Regions from separate parts of the Homo sapiens genome. Here region 2 is linked to region 1. A link is a loop called in an ENCODE intact Hi-C map of the cell type or tissue named here. Cell type or tissue: endothelial cell of umbilical vein. All regions are shown on one strand. Each heading gives the region's core, and the rest is flanking DNA. Links, peaks and the distances in the headings are about the cores only. Region 1 overlaps MACF1 (microtubule actin crosslinking factor 1). Region 2 has its middle 71 kb from the start of MACF1.

What was found. Hi-C counts contacts between places; a loop is a spot of excess contacts. Peaks named below come from ENCODE experiments on the same cell type or tissue, not always from the same donor. Only the 100,000 strongest peaks of a DNase experiment are listed, where the experiment ranks them.
Region 2: a loop joins it to region 1, with 5 times the contacts of the local background. A loop is called at or near these places in 11 of 110 quality-filtered maps.

The regions. Positions count from the first base shown.
Region 1 is chr1:39,256,876-39,261,267 of GRCh38, forward strand. It overlaps MACF1 (microtubule actin crosslinking factor 1), which reads left to right. Exons shown (of 101, transcript NM_001394062.1): 6 at 1,061-1,153. Among named protein-coding and RNA genes, the nearest start is that of MACF1, 54 kb to the left of the region's middle. In endothelial cell of umbilical vein, for the core only: a CTCF peak has its summit at 1,978 (motif pointing left); a DNase peak (open chromatin) is centred at 1,966.
Region 2 is chr1:39,131,237-39,135,628 of GRCh38, forward strand. It overlaps a transcript of MACF1 not described here. Among named protein-coding and RNA genes, the nearest start is that of MACF1, 71 kb to the right of the region's middle. RefSeq lists enhancers at 1,881-2,175, 2,661-3,428. In endothelial cell of umbilical vein, for the core only: a CTCF peak has its summit at 2,045; DNase peaks (open chromatin) are centred at 1,415 and 1,895; H3K27ac peaks cover 3,333 bases.

The sequences.
Region 1 (4,392 bases), core at 286-4,285:
TCTCTCAGAACCTTAAGAAAAAAAAAAAAAAGGCAAAGAAGAAAGAAATCTTGGCCCTGATGGCAATAAAAAAGTGACCCACAATACCTTGTGCTTGCGAGGTTGCTTTTCTGGTGAGAAAGCAAAATGGCGTAGCTACTCTGATGACTTCTTATAAAGCTAATCATATATCATATAACCCAGCAATCCCACTCCTAGGAATATACCCTAAAGAAATTACTGTGCTCACACAAAAACCTGCACATGAATATTCATAATTGCCAAAATCTAGAAATAATTCACATATCCTTCGATGGATGAATGGGTGAACAAAGAGTAGCATATCTCTATAATGGAATACTACTCAGCGATCAAAAGGAGCAAACTGTTGATTCATGCAACAGCTTGGATAGGGATCTCAAGGGCATTATGCCGAGTGAAATAAAAAGACAGTTTCTTTTTTTTTGAGACGGAGTCTCACTCTGTCGCCCAGGCTGGAGTGCAGTGGCACAATCTCTGCTCACTGCAAGCTCTACCTCCCAGGTTCACGCCATTCTCCTGCCTCAGCCTACTGAGTAGCTGGGACTACAGGCACCCGCCACCATGCCCGGCTAATTTTTTGTATTTTTAGCAGAGACGGGGTTTCACCGTGTTAGCCAGGATGGTCTCGATCTCCTGACCTCGTGATCCGCCTGTCTCAGCCTCCCAAAGTGCTGGGATTACAGGCGTGAGCCATCGCGTCTGGCCGGCAGTTTCAAAATCTTGCATGCTGCATGATCCCATTTATCCAACACTCTGGAAAAAGCAAAACAAGGAATCAGGATCAGATCAGTGGTTGTCAGGAATTAGGGGTGAGAGTAGGGTTTGATTACAAGGAGGGGGCCAGCACAAGGGACCTTTTTGGGGTGATGAAACTGTTTTGTGGTGGTAGTTGCATGAATCTATACATGTGTTAAAACTCATAGAACTGTACACCAAAAAAGAAATCAGTTTAACTGTAAATCAATAATGAAGTGATGCAAAAATTTAATCAAAACAAAAAGTCCTAGAGCTCTGAGCCGTGCTTTTATTTCTTTTTCAGGTGAAACTAGTGAATATTCGCAATGATGACATCACAGATGGCAACCCCAAGTTGACCCTGGGTCTGATCTGGACCATTATTTTGCATTTCCAGGTAGGGCATGTGAAGTTTGGAATTCCTGTTGCTTTGTTTGGACATGGCCTAGAAAGTTGCACTGCCTTCCACAGACAGCATTGAGCCTTCCTTCTCTCTATTTGTCAGTGAACAAAGGTGGATGGGAGTTGGAAAGGAAAATTAAGATTGATCTGCAGACAAGCTGTTGTATCGTAAACGCAAAACTTCCTAATTATTTGCTTAATTAAATGGAGGGATTTTTTTACCCATTTGTGGTTTGGCCCTGTCCTCAGCAGTCTGGTTATTAGAGGTCTGTTTGCTCAGCTGAATCAAAATGAGGCTCTTGAAGGACTCAGAATATGAGGGTTGAGAAAAGCTGTTGGTGTTGATGCTTTAGAATGGTGGAGTGAAGGTTCATAGTCCTGCTCTAATGTAGACTTTTTCTCATCTCTAATAACCTTTAAACAAGCCTCGTTAATTAGAATACTTTAGTATCTGGGTTTGTATATGTGCTGGCAAGCACAACCTTGCAGCGGCCATCACACCCAAGAGCATCTTGAAGAATATTCACATGGTCACATGGCCTTCCTCTTCCTAAGAAGGCAAATCCTTTTTAGATCTGAATTGCTATTGGAAAAGTACAGCCCTATTTTTATAAAAAGGCTGTTCTTTTACATCCCTTTTAGGTCAGCCAAACAAAGCTATTTCTCAGACAGCTCTCTCTGATACACAGTTGCTGCACATGAGGCTGATGGATTAGAGGCTGATAGCTAGTGGGAATAGAAGGCAGGGTGCCGACTTCAGGGATGAGGCCAAGGTGACATCCTAGCTGGGGAGTTGGCGCTACCTGCTGGTTAAAGATAGAACAACAGGTGTCCCCGAATTCCTGAGAGAAAAATCTGAGTGCTTAGGCTTGTTTCTTGAGGCTCTAGTTTGGAAGCAATGCTGGCAGTCACCAGCATGGACAGGGCTAGGATTGTGTGGTGGTAATGTATTTTTGTGGAACCACAGGGTATCCTCAGGCAAGCTTTGGGCATAGGGATAACCAGGAACATGAACTTGGTAGGTGTGCTCTGTCTGGCAGGATGGGAAACTTTGTTGAGCTTTCATGGAGGACTACAGTTATCCCTTTGGAACTCTTATGAACAGAGGAGCTTTTAGAGAAATTTGTTTGTTTTTTGGTCACAAACCTGCCCTCACTGTGAGTGCCCAATGTTTGTCTCATAGGTGGGAGGTAAGGAGAATTTATTCACTGTCTCTATTCACCCCAACTACTACAACTAAATTAATTTCCTTTTTTTTTGACCGAGTTTTGCTCTTGGATTGCAATGATGTGTTCTTGGCTCACTGCAACCTCCGCCTCCTGGGTTCAAGAGATTCTCCTGCCTCAGCCTCCCAAGTAGCTGGGATTACAGGCACCTGCCAACATGCCTGGCTAATTTATATGTTTTTAGTAGAGATAGAGTTTCACCATGTTGGCCAGGCTAGTCTCGAACTCCTGCTCTCAGGTGATCCACCCACCTCGGTCTCCCAAAGTGTTGGGATTACAGGCGTGAGCCACCGTACCAGGCCATAACAAATGTTTAAATAGAGAAAACATTTTCTTTTCTTTTTTCTTTTTCTTTTTCTTTCTTTCTTTTTTTGTTTTTTGAGACGGAATTTCGCTCTTGTTGCCCGGGCTAGAGTGCAATGGTGCAATCTCCGTTCACCGCAACCTCTGCCTCCCGGGTTCAAGAGATTCTCCTGCTTCAGCCTTCCGAGTAACTGGGATTACTGGCATGCACCACTACACCCGGCTAATTTTGTATTTTTAGTACAGGGTTTCTCCATGTTGGTCAGGCTGGTCTCAAACTTCCAACCTCAGGTGATCCACCTGCCTCAGCCTCCCAAAGTGTTGGATTACAGGCGTGAGCCACCGTGCCCGGCCAGAAGAAACATTTCCTTGAAGCATTTAAAAATTTCATTTCTTTCTGTTTACTAGTTTTCAGAATAATTAGTTGGTTCGCTAAGATTCTCCAAAGGTGACCAATAATAGTTCCTTTGTTCACCATTTTTTTTTTAGTATCACTGTGACTTGTGGATTTTTAAGCAGACTTAATGTTCCAATCAAATACAGTTATTATTCTTTTTAATAAAATCAAATAGCTCCATCTTTGGCTGTAAAGAGGCTTTCAAGTTGACTCTGAGTCCTTTGGCATGACCACAGTGGTCTTTGATAATTTCCTTTATTTCTTGTGCGATGAGGTATTCCAGACTCTTTTTTTATATTTTCTGTCCCAGGCCTGAAATTCTTAATCTCCCCTAGGAACTGGTTCTCTATTTATTGACCACAGTCTGAATGCTCCTAGGTTGCCCATTATTTCTTTCTTTTTCTTTTCTTTTTTTTTTTTTTTGAAGCAGATTTCGCTCTTGTTGCACAGGCTGGAGTGCAATGGCACCATCTCGGCTTACCAAAACCTCTGCCTCCCAGGTTCAAGCGATTCTCCTGCCTCAGCCTCCCAAGTAGCTGGGATTACAGGCGTGTGCCACCACGCTCAGCTAATTTTTTTATTATTAGTAGAGACAGGGTTGTTGGCCAGGCTGGTCTCGAGCTCCTGACCTCAGGTGATCCACCTGCCTCAGCTTCTCAAAGTGCTGGGATTACAGGCGTGAGCCACCACACGCGGCTGGTTGCCCATCATTTCTAGGCTTTTTCTGTGGGCAGAGCTAGGCAATACTTGTATTATCTCTAAAAACAACAACAACAACAACAAACAAACAAAAAACCCCATGAATTTTTACTGATATTTCTAATTCAAATTTAGGATTGCAGGGTTTTGTTTAACCTCTTTGACTTTATATCATTTTTTTTCTTATACTGAAAATCTTGATCTTAACAACAGTAATGTGGTTACTTACTCTTTTCCTACACACACAGAGATCTGTAAAATCATATATATTATTTGTAATATATATGAATCCAAGTGACAATATGAATGTTATTGTTAGCAGTATGATTACTTTGAAGTCACTTGAAATAATTTCTCTCTATTGTTGTTAAGCCACAAATTCAATACACAATTAAGGTTCATTTGTTTTTATTTGCTTTCAGTTTTGGGGGGTTGCTTTTTTCCTTTCAATTTTACCTTACATTATGTAGATCATTTATATTGTTCCAAAGGGAAATTTTAAAAAGTTAAATACAAATTGTGTTCAGAGAGGTCTAGCTTCCATCTCTGCTCCCTCCATTCTGTATCTTCCCATTCTCTGTAGTTAGCTAAATGTTTTAAAACACCTTT
Region 2 (4,392 bases), core at 175-4,174, 130 kb before region 1:
CACTGTAACCTTGAACTCCTGGGCTAAAGCGATCCTCCTGCCTCCATCTCCTGAGTAAGCTAGGAATACAGGCACATGCCATCATGCCCAGCTCAGTTTTATTATTTTTTTTTTTTTTGTAGAGACAGGGTCTCACTATGTTGCCAAGGCTGGTCTTGAACTCCTGGCCTCAAGCTATCCTCCCACCTAAGCCTCCCAAAGTGTTGGATTATAGGTGTGAGACACCTTGTCCAGCACCTGTTTTTCCTTTTTGATGTCAGATCCCTCTGAATAACAAGTTATTTGCCTTTTTTTCCCTCCATAAGACTGTGAGCACCTTGAGAGCTGCGAGAACATCTCACTTATCTTTGTATCTCTGATGTTTAGGACAGTGTCCAGCTCAAAGTGTCTATAAATGTATGTTGCATTGAATAGTGGAGGGAAGCTTTAAATACATTTACTGCAGACAGATGTATGCTTAGCATATTTAATTGGGAGACATTATTAGAAAGTGGAGATGGATAAAGAAAGGAATTTTTGTGGATATGATATAGAGAATTTTTGTTTCCTAAGGATTTAAAATTTTTGTTTGTTTATTTATTTGTTTATTTTTTAGAGATGGGGTCTTGCAGTGTTGCCTAGGCTTGTCTTGAACTGCTGCCTTCAAGTGATCCTCCTGCCTCAGCCTCCTGAGTATGTGGAATTACAGGCATGAGCCACTGCACCCAACTTGCCTAACAATTTTTAGAGTAACAGTTATTTTGCGGTTCCTTTACGTGGAGAACCTTTAGAAGTGTTCCATCTGACTACCTTGGACAAGGCACTGTGACCTTCTTTGTAGCAGAGACTAAAGACACCTGCCCATTTCCCTCAAATGGAGGGATATCCCTCAGTAAAGGAAGGAGCTCAGAATTAGATTGGGGGTAGAGAAAGGAAGCATTGAGTCCCTCCTAGCCCTGCACTGTGGAAATGTAAAGCTATTATTATGATAATTGCTGTTGGCAAACAAGAAAATTCTCAGCCTCTGGTTTGTACCTACACCCAGTCACAACCTCAGGTTGGGTGGATGCAGACTTTAAATATTGGGGTCACCTGTAGCTGTTGGAAAAGGTCCCTGTGGTTTCTCTGGGTGTTGTGCAAGCATTACTTTTTTGGCTCTTTTCCCTGTATCCATCAGTAAAAAGTAGGAAGTTTGAGGAGCTGTGCTTTCGGTTGGCATTAGGCATTGGAGTGCCTTTATTTCCTACATTTAACTGGTAAATATCCAACACTCCATAACAGGATGGCCCTGCTTGGAAATTCTTACCTAGGGAGTGACTGAAGCCTAAGAGGAACTGCACAGCCCCCTGTATTGAAAACGGAGTAGTCATTTCCTAGAGCATGGCTTGGATCCTGATCAGCTGATTTCCTGTCTCTACAGGGATGTGATGTGATTCCTCCCCCTTCCTTCTGGAAGAAATGGATATTTTTTTTCATTTCCTGTTTGATAGCATATTTTCTGAGTACCAGGAGACACTTGATGACTATAAAACATTTGATGTGTGGGGGGTGGGAAGGAAGGAGGCTTTTGTTTTCAGCAGAATGGCTTTCATTTGAGGAATTCAAAGCACATACATGAACCCAAGCTGTTTTGTTCCCATGGGAGAGACACAGGCTCTAAGAAGATTGTTTCGAATCCCTTTCCTGGGCTGTGTCTACTTGACCTGCACTGGTAGAGCCCCTTCTCCCCCATAGGTTAGAAAAGCTCGGTCCCTCATGGAGCTCTGCATGCTGTGGATTCTGCTCTTGCCACATCCGCTACTCAGCCCTTTTTGTGCCTAAATCCGCTGGAGAGCAACTATTAGTCCCTGGGGGAAGTGACACCACCCTTGGAATGGAACCTGGCTGGATGCCCCTTGATCCCTGACTGAGTGACACAGACTGGGACAGGAATCTGGCTGTCCAGATTTCCTGTCCTCTGTCCTCACTAGCCGACTTGGCTGCTTCCACCCTGGGGCTGGGGGTATGGGGTGTGGTGGGAGCTGGTTGCTAACAAGCAGCGCCGCCTGTGGACCTGCACAGCCACTTGTTTTCCTAGCCAAGAGCTACCCGTCCAGTCTGGCCTGTTCCTGATCCATCTGGAGTGAGAGCAGAGACCTGGAAGAGAGATCAGTGGGGAGGCAGTCATTGTGATCCCTTTTGTTTGTAGTGAAGCTTTGCTTAGTGTTTGAGGGCCTGGGGTTTAATTTTGTAACAGACTCTTACTATAGTTGTGTGTGTTTAACTATAAGATTTTCTTTTCTTCTCTTTTCTCCTTCCTCGTCCTCCTCCTCATCCTTTCTCCTCCTCCTCCTCCTCCTTCTTCCTGTCTGTTTTTATTTTTCCCAACTTTATAAAGGTATAATTGATATATAAAAATTGTATATCTTTATGGTGTACAATGTGATGTTTTGATATATGTAAACATTGTGGAATGATTAAATCAAGCTAGTTAACATCTGTCACTTCACATAGTTTTGTGTGATGAGAATATTTAAGATTTACTACTTCCAGAATTTTCAAGTACGATACATTGTTTGCTGTACAATACATCTCCAGAACTTATTCATTTTTTCTAGAGTTGCTTTTTCTTAAATAAATTATTAGGTTTCTTCTTGACCTTGAAGAAGTCCAGAAAAATTCTTACAAAATAGGGAATTGCATGGTAGGTAGGTTATGAGAAGTTTCATTTTTGGGTTTTGTGAATACTACGAACAGCTTTTCCTAGTTTGCTAGGGATTTGCGTGGCCAGGTATTTGCTGCATTTAAAGTTCTTAGATATTATCATCAGAAGAACAGTCTTTTTTTTTTTTTTTTTTTTTTTTGAGATGGGGTCTCGCTCTGTCCGCCAGGCTAGAGTGCAGTGGCGGGATCTCAGCTCACTGCAAGCTCCGCCTCCCGGGTTCATGCCATTCTCTTGCCTCAGCCTCCCGAGTAGCTGGGACTACAGGCGCCCGCCACCACGCCCGGCTAATTTTTTTTTTTTGTATTTTTAGTAGAGACGGGGTTTCACTGTGTTAGCCAGGATGGTTTCGATCTCCTGACCTCGTGATCCGCCCACCTCGGCCTCCCAAAGTGCTGGGATTACAGGCATGAGCTACCGCACCCGGCCAGAAGAACAGTCTTAACAAGAATAAGTGGAATCAGGGAGCATGCCTCTAACATTTAACAGTACATTCTTCCTTTTACCTCTGTTGTTGACCATGTGCCTTCTTGCTCCAGGGGTTTTCAGTTTTCTTTTATTTTGTTGTATCAGATACATTTTCCCTCTAGGGTAGAAAGCAGCATCTTACAGTGGAAAGGAACCCTGGCTTTGGGTCTTACTGGCTCTGTGGTCTTAAACAGTCATGTAACCCCTTTCAACTGTGTGCTTTTCCTAATTCCCCATTTGTAAAATATTGGTGGTGATAACCATCTTGCAGGGTTTTTGTAAAGGTTAAATGAGTTAATATACGTAAAACACATTGGTTGGCACATAGTATGTAATTGTAGCTTGTTTTTTATTAGTAGGAGTCATAATAACAATACGCTTGATTTTTTTATGATAAAATACACTAATATAACATTTAGCATTTTAGCCATCTGTAAGGGTAAATATAGTGGCATCAAGTACATTCACTTGATTGTTGTGCAGCCGTCACTATTATCTATCTCTAGAACTTTTTCATCTTCTCAAACTAAAATTCCAAACCCATTAAACAATAACTCACCTTCCCCCTCCTTAGCCCCTGGCAACCACAATTCTACTTTCTGTTTCTATGCATTTGACTACTCTATGTACTTCATATAAGTGGAATCATACAGTATTTGTCCTTTTGTGTCTGGCTCATTTCATGTAGCATAATGTCCTCAAGGTTCATTCATGTTGTAGCATGTGCCAGAATTTCCTTCCTTTTTAAGGCTAAATAATATTCCATTTATGTATCTACCACATTTTATTTATCCATTCATCTGTTGATGGATACTTGGCTTGCTAATAATATGATTATTTTTGGGTTTTTTTGACATCTTATTTAATTAATTAATTTATTTAGACAGCGTCTTGCTCTGTTGCCCAGGCTGGAGTGCAATGGTGCGATTTCCGCTCACTGTAATCTCCGCCTCCTGGGTTCAAGTGATTCTCCTGCCTCAGCCTTCCGAGTAGCTGGGATTACAGGTGCATGCTACCATGCCTGACTAATTTTTGTATTTTTTTAGTAGAGATGGGGTTTCACCATGTTGGCCAGGCTGATCTCGAACTCTTGATCACCTGTTTCGGCCTCCCTAAGTGCTAGGATTACAGATGTGAGCCACTGCGTCCGGCCAGATTATTTTTAATAGTAATGAATTGATTGTCTAAGGTGCGTTCAAAGGCTTCAAAGCTGGGGAGAAGAGGATGAAGTAGAACAATATCCT